Regions from separate parts of the Homo sapiens genome. Here region 2 is linked to region 1. Evidence: chromatin loops called from intact Hi-C (ENCODE). Cell type or tissue: PC-9. All regions are shown on one strand.

What was found. A loop is a pair of places that touch in the nucleus more often than their neighbours do. Peaks named below come from ENCODE experiments on the same cell type or tissue, not always from the same donor. Only the 100,000 strongest peaks of a DNase experiment are listed, where the experiment ranks them.
Region 2: it touches region 1 in a loop (9-fold over the local background); 49 of 110 quality-filtered maps call a loop at or near these places.

What each region holds. Positions count from the first base shown.
Region 1 is chr20:51,303,418-51,311,417 of GRCh38, forward strand. No RefSeq gene overlaps it. Among named protein-coding and RNA genes, the nearest start is that of MIR3194, 150 kb to the right of the region's middle. RefSeq lists enhancers at 2,823-3,783, 7,507-8,000. In PC-9, CTCF peaks have their summits at 3,524 (motif pointing left) and 3,727; no DNase peak of the experiment used is centred here; H3K27me3 peaks cover 563 bases.
Region 2 is chr20:51,216,497-51,224,496 of GRCh38, forward strand. No RefSeq gene overlaps it. Among named protein-coding and RNA genes, the nearest start is that of KCNG1, 200 kb to the left of the region's middle. RefSeq lists silencers at 3,813-3,872, 3,933-3,982 and enhancers at 5,132-5,806, 5,807-6,480. In PC-9, CTCF peaks have their summits at 3,901 (motif pointing right) and 4,109; a DNase peak (open chromatin) is centred at 5,705; H3K4me3 peaks cover 1,411 bases; H3K27ac peaks cover 1,216 bases; H3K27me3 peaks cover 989 bases.

The sequences.
Region 1 (8,000 bases):
ATTACCTTGCTCAGGAGTTTCATGGTTGCAAAGAACCTACTCAAAAGAGGAAAATATGTTACCTTATGCAAAGAAGAAAATATGTTCATTCATTTAGTAAACATACTTACCTATGTACTCTGGGCCACACACTGTGCCCTCTGAAAATTTACTGGGAATAAACAAGGTAATTGCAGATGACAGGGTTTTTCTCGGGCCCCTTTGCTTGGCTTGCAGCAGGAGGTGCTCCATCTACTTGGCCCACCAGGCTGTGTCTGGCTTGCACTCCGTGGATCCCATGGCCACCACAACTGCATGCTTAGCCCCTGGTGGGAAGGGGTGTGTGAGCAAGCAAGTGTGGGGTCCAGCCAGCTGTTCCAAAAGCTGGCACAGGGGTAGGCTCCCTGCTGGGCTTGTGGCTGGACCAGGCATGTCACCCCAAGGGGGAATGTGGTGGCACCCAGCCAGGGGTGCCCACAACCCCAAAGCCCCAGAAGGGGTTTTAAATGTGCTAATTAACTCGTTCAGTACTCCCGTCCACAGTCCAACGGACAGCGGTGTGTTAACAGCTTGGTCAGCCCCTTGCCCCGCTCCAGCCCACAGCTCCGGGGGAAGCTCTGGTCCCATTACTGCTTCCTGTCACATGGGGTGGCTGCCCTCTGCCAGCAGAGGGCTGAGAGCCACAGTGTTACAGCCCTCTGAGTACCCACATTTGGTGGGTCCCAAGTTCTTGTCCCACATCCAAGAAGAATGAGGTCATGCTGACAATTGAAAGGTGATGAGGGCAGAGAATTTTATTGAGTGATAAAACAACTCTCAGTGGAGAGGGGATGGGCAAGTAGTCTCTCACCCTAAGTCAGGTCATCTCTCTCAGTGTGGTTGAGTCTGGGGTTTTTATAGGCACAGGATGGGGGAGGGGCGGGCCATAGATACTATTGAAAAAGGCCACGTTTGATTGGTTAAAAAGCATTCAGAAAGAATCAGGAAAGGATGGGCAAACAGGAACAGAAATTCTCACTCTTCTGTCCTGAGTCATGGGTTTCATCTGGAACCAGCAGTCCGGTCTTTCAGCCTTCAGGCTGTTTTGGCTTGAAGGTGGTGTTTCACCAGGGACCCACCCCTGTCTGCCTCCTGCCACTGTCACAGATAGCACAAGGTGCTGTGAAGAGTTCGAAACACAGTAATGCACAACAGAGGAGGCATGAAACAGGAGGAGGTCAAGGGAAGCGCCTCTGGGGAGGTAACAGCTGAGCTGTGTGAATGATGGAGCCACCCTGTTTGAAAATTTGGGTGAAGACTTTCCAGACAGAGGGAATAGCAGGGAATAGCAAGTACAAGTGCTCTGAGGCAGGACTTTGCATGGTGCAGCAGCAGAAGAGAAGGCTGCGGCAGCAGGAGGAAGTTAGCAAGCAGGAGATTTGGGAGACCAGGCAGGGGCAGGCCTTGAGGCCACCATCTGGATTTTCTCCTGAGAGCCACAGACAGCCTTTGGAGGGGCAAAGCAGCCCGTGCATGTTAGGGTATCCCCAGGAGGGACAGGAGGCCTGGGTGGGTCAGGCTGTCTTTCTGCTCCCCAGCTTGTCTTTCTGTGCCTTTGGCTTGTGTTGACAAAAAGAGTCGAACTCTGTAAAATATTTGAGGAGGTTTATTCTGAGCCAAATATGAGTGACCATAGCCTGTCACACAGCACCAGGAGATCCTGAGAATATGTGCCGGGTTACAGCTTCATTTTATACATTTTAGGGAGACATAAGACATCAGTCAATACATGTCTGAACTCCAAATATATGAGACAGGTCTCAATCAACTTAGAAAGTTAATTTTGCCAAGACTGAGGATGTGCCTGTGACATAGCCTCAGGGGGTCCTGACGTGTGGCCAAGGTGCTCGGGGCAATTTAGTTTTATACATTTTAGGGAGACATGAGACATCGATCAGTGTGTGTAAGATGTACGTTGATTCAGTCTGGAAACGTGGGACAACTCAAAGCAGAGAGGGGCTTCCAGGTCATAAGTAGATAAGAGACAAACAGTTGCATTCTTTTGAGTTTCTGATTAGCCTTTCCAAAGAAAGCCATCAGATATGCATTTATCTCAGTGAGCACAGAGAGATGACTTTGAGTTCTGTCTGTCCTTTGTCTGCAAGGAATTTCCTCGTGGACAAATTGTGAGGGAGGTATGTAGCTTTTTTACCCTAGTAGCCATAGAATAGAACGGGAGGCAGGTGTGCCCTAAGCAGTTCCCAGCTTGACTTTTCCCTTTGTCTTAGTTATTTTGGGGTCCCGAGGTTGACATATATTATACATCTTACATGTGCTAGAGGAAAATGTCCCCTCTGGAAAGGCAGAGATAACACAAAGGTGGGGGTTGGGGGCAGGAACAGCAGGGAGGGGAGCTTCCAGGTCATAGGTGAATTCAAAGAGTTCCTGAATTCCTGATTGGTGACTGGTTGAAAGAGTTTATCTAAAGACCTGGAATCAATACAAGGGAGTGTCTGGGTTAAGGAGTTGTGGAGACCAAGGTTCTTATTATTATGCAGATGAAGCCTCCAGGTAGAGAGAATAGATTGTAAATGTGTCTTATCAGGCTTAGAAAGGTGCCAGACTTAGTTAATTCTCTCCTGGATCAGGAAAAAAGGCCTGGAAAGGGAAGAGGATTCTCTACAGAATGTAGATTTTTACCCACAAGTGACAGCTTTGCAAGGCCATTTCAAAATATGTCAAAGAAACATATTTTGGGGTAAAATACTTCAATTTCGTTCAGAGCCTGCTATCTGTCACGTTGGCATCTTATTGGTAGAGTCGGCTTTGTCAGTGTTAAGGTCTCTGTTTTAATGTTCATGCTGGTCAGCCGTGCCTGAATTCCAAAGGGCGGAGGTATAATGAGGCCTGTTTGACCCGCATTCCCATCATGGCCTGAACTCGTGTTTCAGGTTAACTTTAGGATACCCTTGGCCAAGAGGAGGGGACCATTCAGTTAGCTGGGGGCTTAGAATTTTGTTTTCGGTTTATATTTGTCACCTTCCAGTCTCAGGATGGCCACCACAGCTGCTGCATTTGAAGCAGGAGCATGGGGCTGGAGGCACATGTGCTGCACCCACAGAACAGACAAGAAATTACAGCCTTTTCCGGAAACCCCAGAGAGCTCCCGCATCCACGCCACTGGCCGTGCGGACACCCAGCTGTGGGGAGGCCAAGGGATCAAGCACCCAGCAAGGGACATGGCCTTGCCAGTCCTAACATATCTCACAGCGGGGCATGTGGACCTGCTGCAAGGAATTGGGGCGCTAAGGGCAAGACAAAGTGAGGACCAGCCCTTGAGGCTGGCAGAGAAGAAACCTCAGGCCACGGTGCTCAGGCATAAATTAGAGCCCTGTCCCAAGTGCACAGAGAACAGCTGCGAGCAGGGCCCGTCTCACCCTACCCCACCCCACCTCCAGCTGTGGTGGGGAGAGAAGGTTCTGGGTTAGGCTCCAAGGTCTAGGGAGCCCACGTCGTCTGCCCCTGCCTGAGTGGAAGGCTGGGCGCAGGTGGGCCTCGGCGTTAGGAAAGGCAACTGCTCCCTCTTGTGGCCACTCTAGGGCAGCCCGGCGTCCTCCCAGCGATGTGGCAGCCGGTCTCAAGCAGGCAGGGGTGATCCCTCCTCCCCAGCCCTGCGCAGGCCTCGAAGGGGAAGAGAACCAGCGATGCTGGTGAGAGCTAACCTTGATTGGGCACCTCTGGTATACCAGGCGCCCTTCTGTGCACTTCGCAAATATTAATTCAATCCTCTTAACTCGGCCAGGTTGGTCCCATTCATGTGTCCGTTTTAATGATTGGGCCATTTGCCCAATATCATCCGGGCAGAGATTGAAGCTAAGTCCACCTCATAGCAAGGCTGTGCTTCCAGCTCCTGAATTTGGGAGCTGTAGAATGTGTGCTTAAAGACTACGCCTGGGGGACAATTGCATCGATCAGGAATTATATTTCTTTACTGTTTTTAATTTGTGTATTTAAAAAGGCTCCACCAAAATTTCTTTTTTCTTTCTTTCTTTCTTTTTTTTTTTTTTTTTTTTTGAGACAGAGTCTTGCTCTGTTGCCCAGGCTGCACTGCAGTGACACGATCTCGGCTCACTGCAACCTCCGCCTCCCGGGCCCAAGCAATTCTCCTGCCTCGGTCTCCTGAGTAGCTGGGACTACCAGCACTCGCCACCACGCCCAGCTAATTTTTGCATTTTTAGTAGAGACGGGGTTTCACCATGTTGGCCAGGCTGGTCTCGATCTCTTGACCTCGTGATCTGCCTGCCTTGGCCTCCCAAAGTGCTGGGATTACAGGTGTGAGCCACCATGCCCAGCCCCAAAATTTCTTCATGTGGGGACTTAAGGAGTCCGTGGATGTAGTTTAGACATCCCTGAAATTGGAAACAAAATGCTGCATTCATGTCTGTACATTTCCTTGGGTAAAGGCCTAGAGCAGCTGTCAGAGGGCAAAGGTATGGGAACCCCAAGAAGGTGAAGAGCCCCACTGCCCATTTTAATGTCATTATTGTGTTTATTCTCTCATAGACTCTCAGAGAGAGCCGGATGGAATTGATTAGAAAGTGCTTGTCACAAAAGCCTGTCTGAGCCCTAATTGACTTGTGACGAGCTTACATTTTGCATAAATCAGCTTTTGTTTAGCTCTTGGGTTTGACACCTAATGAGAGTCTCTCAGAGGCTGAGGAAAGCCAAAGCCATCCCATATTTTTAAAAAAGTTTAAGGCAAAAAGGGATGTCAGAATTGTGGTAAAATATAAGTGTTTATGTTTAACAAAGTAATGCTTTTTGCATAAGATTCAATGATGATACATCTAAGTTTGTTTATAGATAATGTCAAAAGTCTAAACTGGAGGATTCTGTGAATAAATGGCCCGGGCCAAATTATCCTTCTGCCATAAAAGGTGCCAGGTAGCTGGATGATGTCAACCCAGGTGTTGGCTTCAGAGATGACAAAACACCCCACCCCCTTTCTAATTCCCAGAGAAGCAGACAGAGCCCAGGTCACCCCTTCCCTCGCCACCCCGCCCCAACCCCCACCAGAAGCAGGTGCCTCAGGGTAGTGGGGAAGTACCCAAGGCAGGGGCCAGGTCCAGGGGAGGGAAGAAGGAGCATAAGATAACCTCCCTTGCACCTCCCCAGGTTTAATTCACCTTACTCTGGCCTCAGAGTTTGGTTTGAGGCTAAATCCCCAGGAATCCAACCCACATTCAAAGGGATACACCAAAGCTCATTCCAGGAAACAGAAAAACTGATTTCAAGTTTCCAGCTGTTTGGGCAATCAAGGAAATAATCAGGGCTTTGGATTTGGTTTCTGTTTCTCTCTTTGGCTGTGTGACTTTGGGTTAACCTCTCTGACCTTCAGATTCTTCGCTACCTTTCTAGGTAGCTGTAGCAATCAGTGAGGTTCATTCTGCCTGCACTGAGCGGGGCTGAGTGCTGGGGAGCTGCCTGGTGCTTGGGAAGACAGAACGTTCTGTTAACTCTCATACACACACACAAACCACTCACAAAGGCATGTGGGGACAGAGCAGACTTTACTGAAGGTTTGGATCAGTAACCAAAGACATCTTACAATTGAAAGCTGCATCTCCCTCATCTTCAAAAGCCTCCCGGCTATGTTCACCATCTGGCTCCAGCCCCTTGTCCTATTGTCCAGCTCATCTTTCTTTCCTCCCCTCCTCATCCCCTCTCCTCTCCCATCCTCTCTTTGCAGTGTTCCCTCTTCAAAATTCCTCTTTACTTCTAGCAAAGAGCAGTTCAGCACTCTTTTGGTGGCCTGACTCCCAGGGTTACTGCTAACAGCTGTGCAAATGTAAACCCAGGTTGTACCAATTACATCATGGTCCATAGCAGGGGGCCACAAATTGCAACCCACCGCCAAATATGGCCCACTGCCTGTTTTTGCAAATAAAGTTTTATTGCAACACAGCCACACCCATTCACTCACTCATTGTATATGGCCCCTGACGCTATACAACTCCAGAGCTGAATAGTTGTGACAGAGACCATATGGTCCATAGACTTAAAATATTGACTCTCTGTCCATTTATAATTCAACATTTTAATGAACTGCCTGGAATCTGTGAGAGACTAGTTAGAGAGACTGGTTAAGGGTCACTGTCTGCATTTCTTCCAGTAACATAAAGCCGATCTAGCTCCTGCTAGGACCAGGCTATCAGCCTGGCTCTGGAGACAGATTGATGCCCAGGAACTTCTGCCTGCCCTCAAGAAGCTTGAGATCAAGTCGGTGAGAACACTGTGCCATGTTTAAGTGGCACAGAAAAGGGATGAGGTCAACCCCAGGAGGGCTGACCCCTGCAGGCCTCTGAGCCAGCTGGGTTTGGCCATGGGAGGCAGAATTCGGAGGGCAGGAGAGAGGCTGGGGTGTTTCTCCCCCTCTCTTTCTGCCTCAAGAAGCACCTCTGCAGCTGCCTGGGCCCAGAATTGCCCAGCGTTTCACAAAAAGCTACAAATATGGATTTTGTATGAATTCTTCCTATTTGTAAATGTTAGCATTGGTGATTCAAATATTATTCAAGCTTTTTTAGCTCCATGGGCTTATGGTTTGTGGCTTTTGTACAGTAGTCATTGATACTGTCCCCAGTTTAAAATTCCTATGAGTCTGATACAACCCCTGTGGAGAGCAAAACTGTACATACCCACATCATATGATACACCAGTTCCACCCCTACGTATCTTTACTCCAGACAATCTCCCATTCCAGCATGCTGGAGCCATACTCAAGGAGACTCATAACAGCATCTGTGTGTAACAGAGAAATATTAGGAACCATTAAAGTGTCCATCAATGGGAGAGTGGAGAAATGCCTTGTGACATATTTGCAGCAAAAACAACTACAGCTTCATTGATGTACATGGATGTGGAGTTCTCATTAGGGAGGAGGAGTCAGGCTGGTGGGACAAAGGGAAAGCAAAAAGAGAAAGCAGATAAGCTGTAAGTCTGCCTTTCCAGGACACAATGCAGGACCATGGACCTCTTGCACAATATAACTCACAGTCTTCCTGTGCCCAGCTATTACCAGACTCTTGGCTGATAGAAAAATGCAAGTTAGCTCCCTGCAACCTTGGTGTTATCAGTACAGCACGTAGCCCTCTCCAGCCCAAGAACCAGCGTATAAAATCTCCAGCAAGCTTTGTCCCTTTGCAGTCAGCTCCCCTCTTGCTGACCTGCCCATTGCTTCCTTGCAGCGCTTTCTCGAGTAAATCTGCCTTTCTTTACCTACAGCTATCTTGGTACATTCTTTTCACCACCTATATGACACCAACCCCAGAGAGTCGCAACCCACGACAATGGACAAACCTCAGAACATCATTTTAGAATGAGAAAAGCATAGTATCTTACTTATATAAAGTTTTAAGCATGAAAGCAAAAGTGTCTGTTGCACAGGGATATATGTGCATATGTTCTATAAATGTAAAGGCAAATATGGGAATAACAAGCATTGTATTTAGGATTATGAAACCTCTGGGATGAGAGAGAGAAGAATGGAGTGGGCAGGTTATTCACAGGGACCAATTTTATCTGCCATGCTTTGTTTCCTAAAAAAATCAACCATGGGCACATGAGGGGCTCCCTAGGGTAACAGATGATTTCTTAATCTGGAGGCTGGTTCCAATTTGGGAAAATTCATTGAGCCAATCATTTATGATACGTATAGTTCTCTGCACATGTGTAATTTTTCTTTTTTCTTTTTTTGAGACAGATTCTTGCTCTGTCACCCAGGCTGGAGTGCAGTGGTATGCTCATAGCTCACAGCAGCCTCCAACTCCTGGGCTCAGGTGATCCTCCCTCCTCAGCCTCCTGAGTAGCTGGAACTACAGGCCCACATCACCATGCCTGGCTATTAAAAAAAAAAAACTGTCTGTAGATACAGGCTTTCACTATGTTGCCCAGGCTGGTGTTGAACTTCTGGCCTCAAGCAATCATCTTGCCTCAGTCTCCCAAAGTTTTGGGGTTACAGGCATGAGCCACTGCATGTGGCCTGA
Region 2 (8,000 bases), 87 kb before region 1:
AACACATTCTCATGCCTACTAGGACCAAGCAAAGCATGATACACAAGTAAAGATGCTGGATCAGATTGATGCAGAGATATTTTGAGTTCATAAAAATACAGGCATGTTTATCACAATCACGAGACTTATAAAATGTACCCCATTTTCTGGAAATATTTGGCCCACAATCTTACATTTTCCCACTTCTGATGAAGACATGGATGCAGAGAATGACCTCTCTACCTTAAGAATACGAAGAGTATTGACAATGGGCAGAGCTAGAGAGGCAATAAGGAGTAGCAAGAGGGGTGGCAAAGCAGAAACCAAAATACCTTGTCTGAAAGGTACAGCTATCCCTTGATTTCAGCCCATTCTTGTCAGATGGTATATTAGTCCATTCTCACACTGCTATAAAGAACTCCCTAAAACTGGGTAATTTATAAATAAAAGACGTTTAATTGACTTGCAGTTTCACAGGCTGCACAGAAAGCATGACTGAGAGACCACAGGAAACTTACAATCAGGGCAGAAGGTGAAGGGGAAGCAGGCACATCTCCTTGGCAGGAGCAGGAGGAAGAGAGAGTGAAAGGGGAAGTGCTATACACTTTTAAATAGCCAGGTCTTGTGAAAACTGTATCCTGAGACAGTACTAGGAGATAGGGCTAAACTATTAGAAACCACCTCCATGATCCAGTCCTCTACCAGACCCTACCTCCAATACGCGGGATTACAATTCAACATGAGATGTGGGTGGGGACAGAGAGTCAAACCATATCATTCCACCCCTGGCTCCTCCCATATCTCATGTCCTTCTCACATTTCAAAGCACAAGTATGCCTTCCCAAAAGTTCCCCAAAGACTTAACTCATTTCGGCATTAACTCAAAAGTCCAAGTCCAGCGTCTCATCTGAGACGAGGCAAGGTGGAAAGGACTTTGACTACATGTCTTGCATCTTCTCACAGCTCCACTAGGCAGTTCCTCAGTGGGGACTCTGTGTGAGGACTCCAACCCCACATTTCCCTTCCTCATTGCCCTAGTAGAAGTTCTCATGAGGGCTACACCCCTGCAGCAGACTTCTGCCTGGACATCTAGGCATTTCCATACATCCTCTGAAATCTAGGTGGAGGCTCCCAAGCCTCAACTCTTGCCCTCTGCACACTCACAGGCTTAACACCACATGGAAGTTGCAAAGGCTTAGGGCTTGTAGCCTCTGGAGCAGCAGCCTGAGCTGTACCTTGGCTCCTTTTAGCCATGGCTGGAGCTGAAGTGGCCATGATGCAGGATACCATGTCCTGAGGCTACCCACAGTAGCAGGGCCCTGGTCCTGCCCCAGGAAACCATGTCTTCCCCCAGGCCTCCAAGCCTGTGATGGGAGGGGCTGCCTCAAAGGTCTCTGACATGCCCTGGAGGCATTTCCCCTATTGTCTTGGCTGTTAACATTCAGCATCTTATATGGTACTTTTCTCCCATAGCCAGGATTCATGGGTCCAGGAATCAAGGGGTAGAAATGGAAGTGGCCCCACTCACCATCACCCCAAGGAACCCACTAGCAAAATTTTTGCTGCTTGTTACCACGACATTATGTTCTGCTGGCCTAGAGGTCTTAGTTCCAGAGGGAGGAATGCTGCCACCAGGAGACACAACAATGATTCCATTAAACTGGAAGTTAAGATTGCTGCCTAGCCACTTTGGGCTCTTCCTGCCTCTAAGTCAACAGGCTAAGAGGGGACTTACAGTGTTGGCTGGGGTAATTGACCTGGACTATCAAGATGAAATCTGATGACTACGCCACTCCTGGTACCAATCTTCTGTATTAATCCCTTCTCACACTGTTATTAGTCTATTCTCACACTGGTATAAAGAACTACTCATATTAGATGGGAACACAGGCTCAGCATAACATGGACTTTGAGATGTCAATAGAGGCTAAAAATTCAGATTTTTATGTGAAATTTTCTAACTTTAAAATGTTGAACAAACAAAATCCATTGACAGGTAGGAAATGAACTATAGGCCAGCCACCACACTATAATGTCTGTTCTCTAAGTTTGGATTTCTGAGGTTGGCAGAACTTTTCTTTTCTACTCCCAAGTGGCCACCAAAGGGGCAGTGGTTTCTGGATATGTCTTTGAGATGCTAACAGCCAGTTTCCTTATGAGGAGTGAGGTCAATAAATTCAAAGATGCTAGAATGCTTTCCTCCTAATTCTCCTGCTTCCATAAAAATCCAATTCAATTTAAACTGCAAGGCATAGTGAGTTGTAATTACTATATTTATAAAAATTATATATAATTAGAGCAGGATTTCAGGAACCAGGCCAATTCTCCCCCAGAATGTACACTGAAAAGCACATTTTAAAGAACAAAAGATGCTCTTGGGTAGGGCTATCATGTGACATCTCCCAGGCCATTTTGGTCACTTGTTTTTAGCGGGCTAAGTATAAGTTCTTCCTGAGCTCTTTGGACTCAAACCATTATAAGAACATTAAAATTTCTTTCTGGAGATTATAGGTAGAATAATTGTATTTCCTGAACAAAAAGTCAGGTCATGTGGTTAGCTGAGAATCTGCATGCCCCTTACACAGCCAGAAGGCAGTGTGAGGTTGGAGACTGACAAAGGTGGATTTGGAAATGAGAGGGAGACAGAAATGACTGCTGGTGGTGGGATGGCCAGGTTACTTCTGAGTCCCCAGGTCCTCTCCAGGTATGTGACCTCTTTGAGAGAGGCAGGGAACAAAGCCCTGCTAGTGGAGGGATCAGGTGGCTTTGGTTTCCAGTTCCTCTCTGGTAACTCAGTTGCCAGGTGAGATGCAAGGGACCAGATACCCAAAGGGCCACCTTCTCCTCAAACCCGAATCTCAGGGCTTATCAGTTTCCATGCAAGAGGGAGCCCACAGAACTTTCACCCAGGCCAGCACATCTGGAGCCAGAAATCACACTGCCTGAAGCTGAGCCTGCTCAAGGCTTCAAATGAGACCCTGCCTGCAGCCAGCTGTGTATCTCACCTATCTACCCTGCCCCAGCAATCCATAGTTTGGCTTGCTAGTCCCTGCACAGAAGGTGGCCTCACATGCTTTGAGACCTTTGCATGGTTTGTGTCCTCTGCTGGGGATGCCATCACCTCCTTTGCCCATTTATCAAGATCCAGTCATCACATTGTCTGGGGTCTTTCTCTGATGCCCACCCCATGCAGAATCCAGCACTCACTCTTCTGGGTGTATACAACATGGCACCTCTTGCGGGATGTTGCAATAACTTTTTTAAGGTCAGATGCTCCAAACAGCAATGGCTTGAGCTAGGTACACTCATTTTCTCTCAAATCACAGGAGTAAGTAGTCCAGGGCTGGTCTGGAGTCCCTAGTGCCAAGGAAGCAGGCACTTGCTAGTCCATTGCTCCACCATTCCTAGGGGTTGCCCTTATCTGTATGGACCCAGACACCATTGCCAAGTCAGAAACTCCAGCCAGTGGGATGGGGAAAGGGGAGAAAAAAAAAAGAGGGCTTGCCTCTTTCCTTTAAGGACATGGCAGGAAGCTGTACTCATTCATTCGTTCAACATATATTCATGGGGTGTTTTTCACATGCTAGAAACTGTTTTAGATACTGGGGATGTGACAATGAACAGGACTTACAAAAATCCCTGCCACTGTGGAGTGTCCTATGGGAGGTGAGGGGACCGAGAGACGTTAATCAAATAGGGAAATACAACGCATATTCCAGGTGGTGTGAAAACTGCTGAAAAAGAGGAAACTTACATCTTAGGGAACTTCCGGCGCAGGAAGGGTGCTCGGGCTGTGGGGGGACTTTTTGCATTTAATTAAAGAGTATGGATTGTCATTGCTGGTTAGCAGGAGGGTGCAAGGTTTAGCGAGGGTGTGACTGACAACCCAGGAGCGCCATGCTCCATCCGTCCTGCAGGTGGCGCGCCTGAGCCCGTGCACGGCAGCCTCTCCGGAAGGTGAAGCACGCTGCCGCACTGGGGGCCTGCCTGGGGCTCTGAAAGCCCATTACGCTGTTCTCCTTGGGGTCCTCTTGGTGGCATGGACCCACCTCCCCCAACCCCCACCCAAAGCCTAGGTAGTTCTTGTGGAAGGTGCATTTCATCTTCAACAAGAGAAGATCCGTTTTTCCCGAAGTCTCTATTTCATCTATTTTTCAGGAGCGGAGGCTCATTTCTCCTTCCTTGGATTTAAGACGCTCTTGTTACTTCTTTTTTATTGCTTCATTTGAAATTGCAGACAGTTCCGACTTTTTGTTTTTGTGTTCCCAGGTTTTACGGAACACTCTCTGGCTGCGTTACAAAGCTCTCCCAGTTTCTCTCTCCCACCACCAGCCCCGCTGCCCCACGACACCGCCTGCCCTAGACTATAAAATGGCAATCATAATCCATACCTCATGATGCCCAAACAAGATAATGTCTACAATAAGTAAGGTTGCCAGATTCGGCAAATCAAAATACAGGACACCTGGGTTTAAGGTGTCTGATAAACAACGATTTTTTAAAGTGTGTGTACCAAATATTGCATGGGACATACTTACTCTAAAAAAAATTATGAATTATCGTATGAAATTCAAATTTAACTGGGTACCCTGTATTTAATCTGGCAATTTGAACATAAGGAGCTTAACACAAGGCATGGCCTGAGGTCACAGTAAGTGCCAGGGACAATGATGAGGGTGACGATGACTTTAATTCTGATGAATGCGCACCCCAGGATGGAAGCAGGGGTGCGTATTCATAAGAAGGGCTTTCTAGAGCAATGGAGGCCTAGGCTAAGTCTTGAAGGACTCCAATCATGTGTGCAACAAATATTTATTGAGCACTTATTAAGTGCCGGGCTCTGTCCCAGGTGCTAGGGATGCAGCAGTGAACAAAACAGATAAAAATCACTGCCCTCATGGGCATGATTTATTAGTGGGGGAGACAGTATTTACTCTTTATTTAAAGAAGATAAGCAAAAAGAAGTATTTACTCTTTATTTAAAGAAGATAAGCAAAATCTATAGAGTGTCAAATGATGCTAGGGAGAAAACATAAGTAGAACATGAAGTGTTGAGGTGAGGTGAAGTTTTGGAGTGGGTGGGAAGGACAAACTTACTGAGAAGTTGGCTGAAGTAACAATGTGAAGAAAGGAGAAGAGCTGTGAGATATTTAGGGGAAGCTCATTTCAGAAAAGGGAGGTAGCAAGTGCAAGGGTCCTGCAGTGGAGGGCACCTGAACGTGCAAGAAACAGCGAGGACGCCTGGGTGGCGGGAGCAGAGGGAGCAAGGGGTGGGAGGGGAAAAGGCGGCTGGGTCTCACAGGGTCTTGGGGCACCAGAAGGACATTGAGTGAGAGAGAGCCACTGTGGGGCTCTGATATAATCTGACCTGCGTTCCGATAGGATGTCCCTGGCTGCTTGTGGAGGATAAACTGCAAGGCAGGAGCAGAGAGACCCGTGAGGAGGTGACCGCAACAATCCGGGTGAGACAGGACGGTGGTTGGGACCAGGGAGGAAGGTGGTGAATACATTTTGAAGGGAGTGCTGATAGGATTTGCTGCTGGTTCCAATTTGGAGAGGACGGGAGAGAGAGAGAGAGAGCCAGGGGGAGGAGGGGAGGACACTACTAATGCCTACTTAAAGAGAGTTAACCAGATGGAGAAAGGGAAAAGAAACAATAGCTGAGGCAATCCCGGCAATGATTGCTTCAGCTAGGAAGTGCCTTGCAGCGAGGATGTGACTTCCAACCCGCGCGGGACAACCTGTTTCTCCACCCTCCCAGCTGGATTGTGGACACGCCTGTCATGAATCCTGCCTCCCCACACTGTCCTGCTGTGAATGAGATCAGCAATCTTTGCTGCCCTGGTCGCTTGCAGCAAGAGACTGCTTGGCCCCTGTGCTGAGAGAGCACCCTTGCCCAGGGCAGAGAACCTCCCCTGCCCTCAGGAGGCCCGGGAAGATTTCCTGGGCTGCCTGAGTCTAGCCATTGCTCCCATGATCCATGGCCCATTAACAAACCACTCCAAAATTTAGGGGCTTAAATAGCAACCATCATTTACTTGGCTTACAAATAGGCTATTTGGGCCAGGTTCCGTGGGGGAAGGCTCATCTCTGTCCTCACAGCATCAGCCAGGGAGGCTTTTCTGGGGAAGGGAGTGTCTGCTGTCAAAATCTGGCAGACAGGTTGGTGCTGGCTATTGCCAGGGATGTCGACTAAGAGCCTTTGGTTTCAAATCCCAGCTCCAGCAGGTGCAGCTGGGTGATCTTGAAAAAGTCCTTCAATCTCTCTGTGCCCCAGTTCTCTCATCTGTAAAGTGGGGATTGTCGTAGCACCTATCTTATAGGGAATTCACAGAGATAATACATTCAAGGGATATAAAGCAGTGTCTGGGACATAGTGCTCAGTAAGTATTAATGATCAGTATTAGTATTGTGATTTTTTCATCGTAACGAGGAAAAACTCACAATGCAGTAATTAACAATTTGTGCATGCTTCCCCGTCTCCATGTCTCCATGAGTAGAGTTTTAAAGGAGGTTTTAAAAAAAGTAGCTCACTAGTAAAACTAGCTAATATATGTTAATCATAGAAATTTAGAAATAGAAGAAGAAAATTACCCTAGGTAATTACTGTTGCTATCTTGGGACCATTTCTTTCCAGCGGTGGTTCTCTTTTGTTTCATTCCCCCTTATTTTAAAGCAGGGTTAGGAGAAGAAAGAAAGAGGAGGGGGCAAGTGTATGAACGAACATGCCAAGCAGAGTCAGGAGCAGAAATTTCAATACATTCCAATCCACCCGGGACAGAAATGACTTGTTCTAAGGTTTGAAATGACCCCCTTCTCTCAGGTGAGAATGACCATAACTCCAGGGGTCCCATGATGCGTGGAGTTCACCATCTTCAGCAAGAATGCGGTGTGGATTCACAGCGGGAGTGTGTTCGCCTGTGCATTTTACATTTCAAACATTTGTCACTCAAGAGCATTGTCCAACAGACCCCTTCAGGGAACCAGGCCAGGAAACGCTGAGTTCAGAGAGGGGCTTTGATATCTGAGAATGCAGTGAAAGAGATGTTTTTGATAGAAGAGTGATTCTCGGCTGCTGAATAAGAAATAGTTCTCATCCATAATGCATGGCCCTTTAGAAGACAGAAAGAAAAGTCAGTCTAAATGTAGCATAGACTGGAAAAAGATGAGGAGTGATTTAGCATGCCATTCAGAAGAGGCTAGTCCTCTTCTCAGCTAATTCATGCTTCCCCCAGGCTGACTGAGGAAGGCCCCCTCACTGGGGGCTTGCATGGTGTCTGTTGGTGTCAGGAAGAGGTGCAAAGGAAAGTGTTAAGTGGCAAGGAGGACGGACCTAACAAAAGACAGATCGAGACCAAACACGGAGGATGTTTTCTAACTCAAAGATGATTTTCCTAAATATTCTAGATCCTTTTGGGGTTTTTATTTTGGGATCCTGATTTTAGCTGTAGTGTTCATCAATGGAAGCACAACTAAGAAAAGTGGTGAGGGGCAACATATGGGTTTGGAGGCCTTGTCTGAGTGACATTCCTGTTGGCCTAGTGGTCTTCTACATGGCACCCAGCCACAGGATGGAGCCTGTTTAATAATCAGGTGATGTTTCTAGAGCCTGGACAAGCCCTTTGTTGTTATCATTTGTTTGCTCAAGCATGTTGCCAACAGAGGACTTCCCAGGGTCCTCAGCCTCCAAAACAGGTTAGTTTTGGAAACGCTGTGGGAAAATATTGGTAGTGGGTCGAATACTGTCCCTCTGAAAGATGGGTCCAAGTCCTAACCCCAGGCCTCTGTGAATGTGACCTTTATAGAAATAGGGTCTTTGCAGAGGTAATTATGGTAAGGACTGAGATAATGTCTGATATGGTTTGGCCATGTACCCGCCTAAGTCTCAAATTATAGCTCCCATAATTCCCACATGTTGTAGGAGGGACTGGTAGGAGGTAATTAAATCATGGGGGTGGGTCTTTCCCATGCTGTTCTCGTGAGGGTAAGTCTCACGAGATCTGATGGTTTTATAAAGGGGA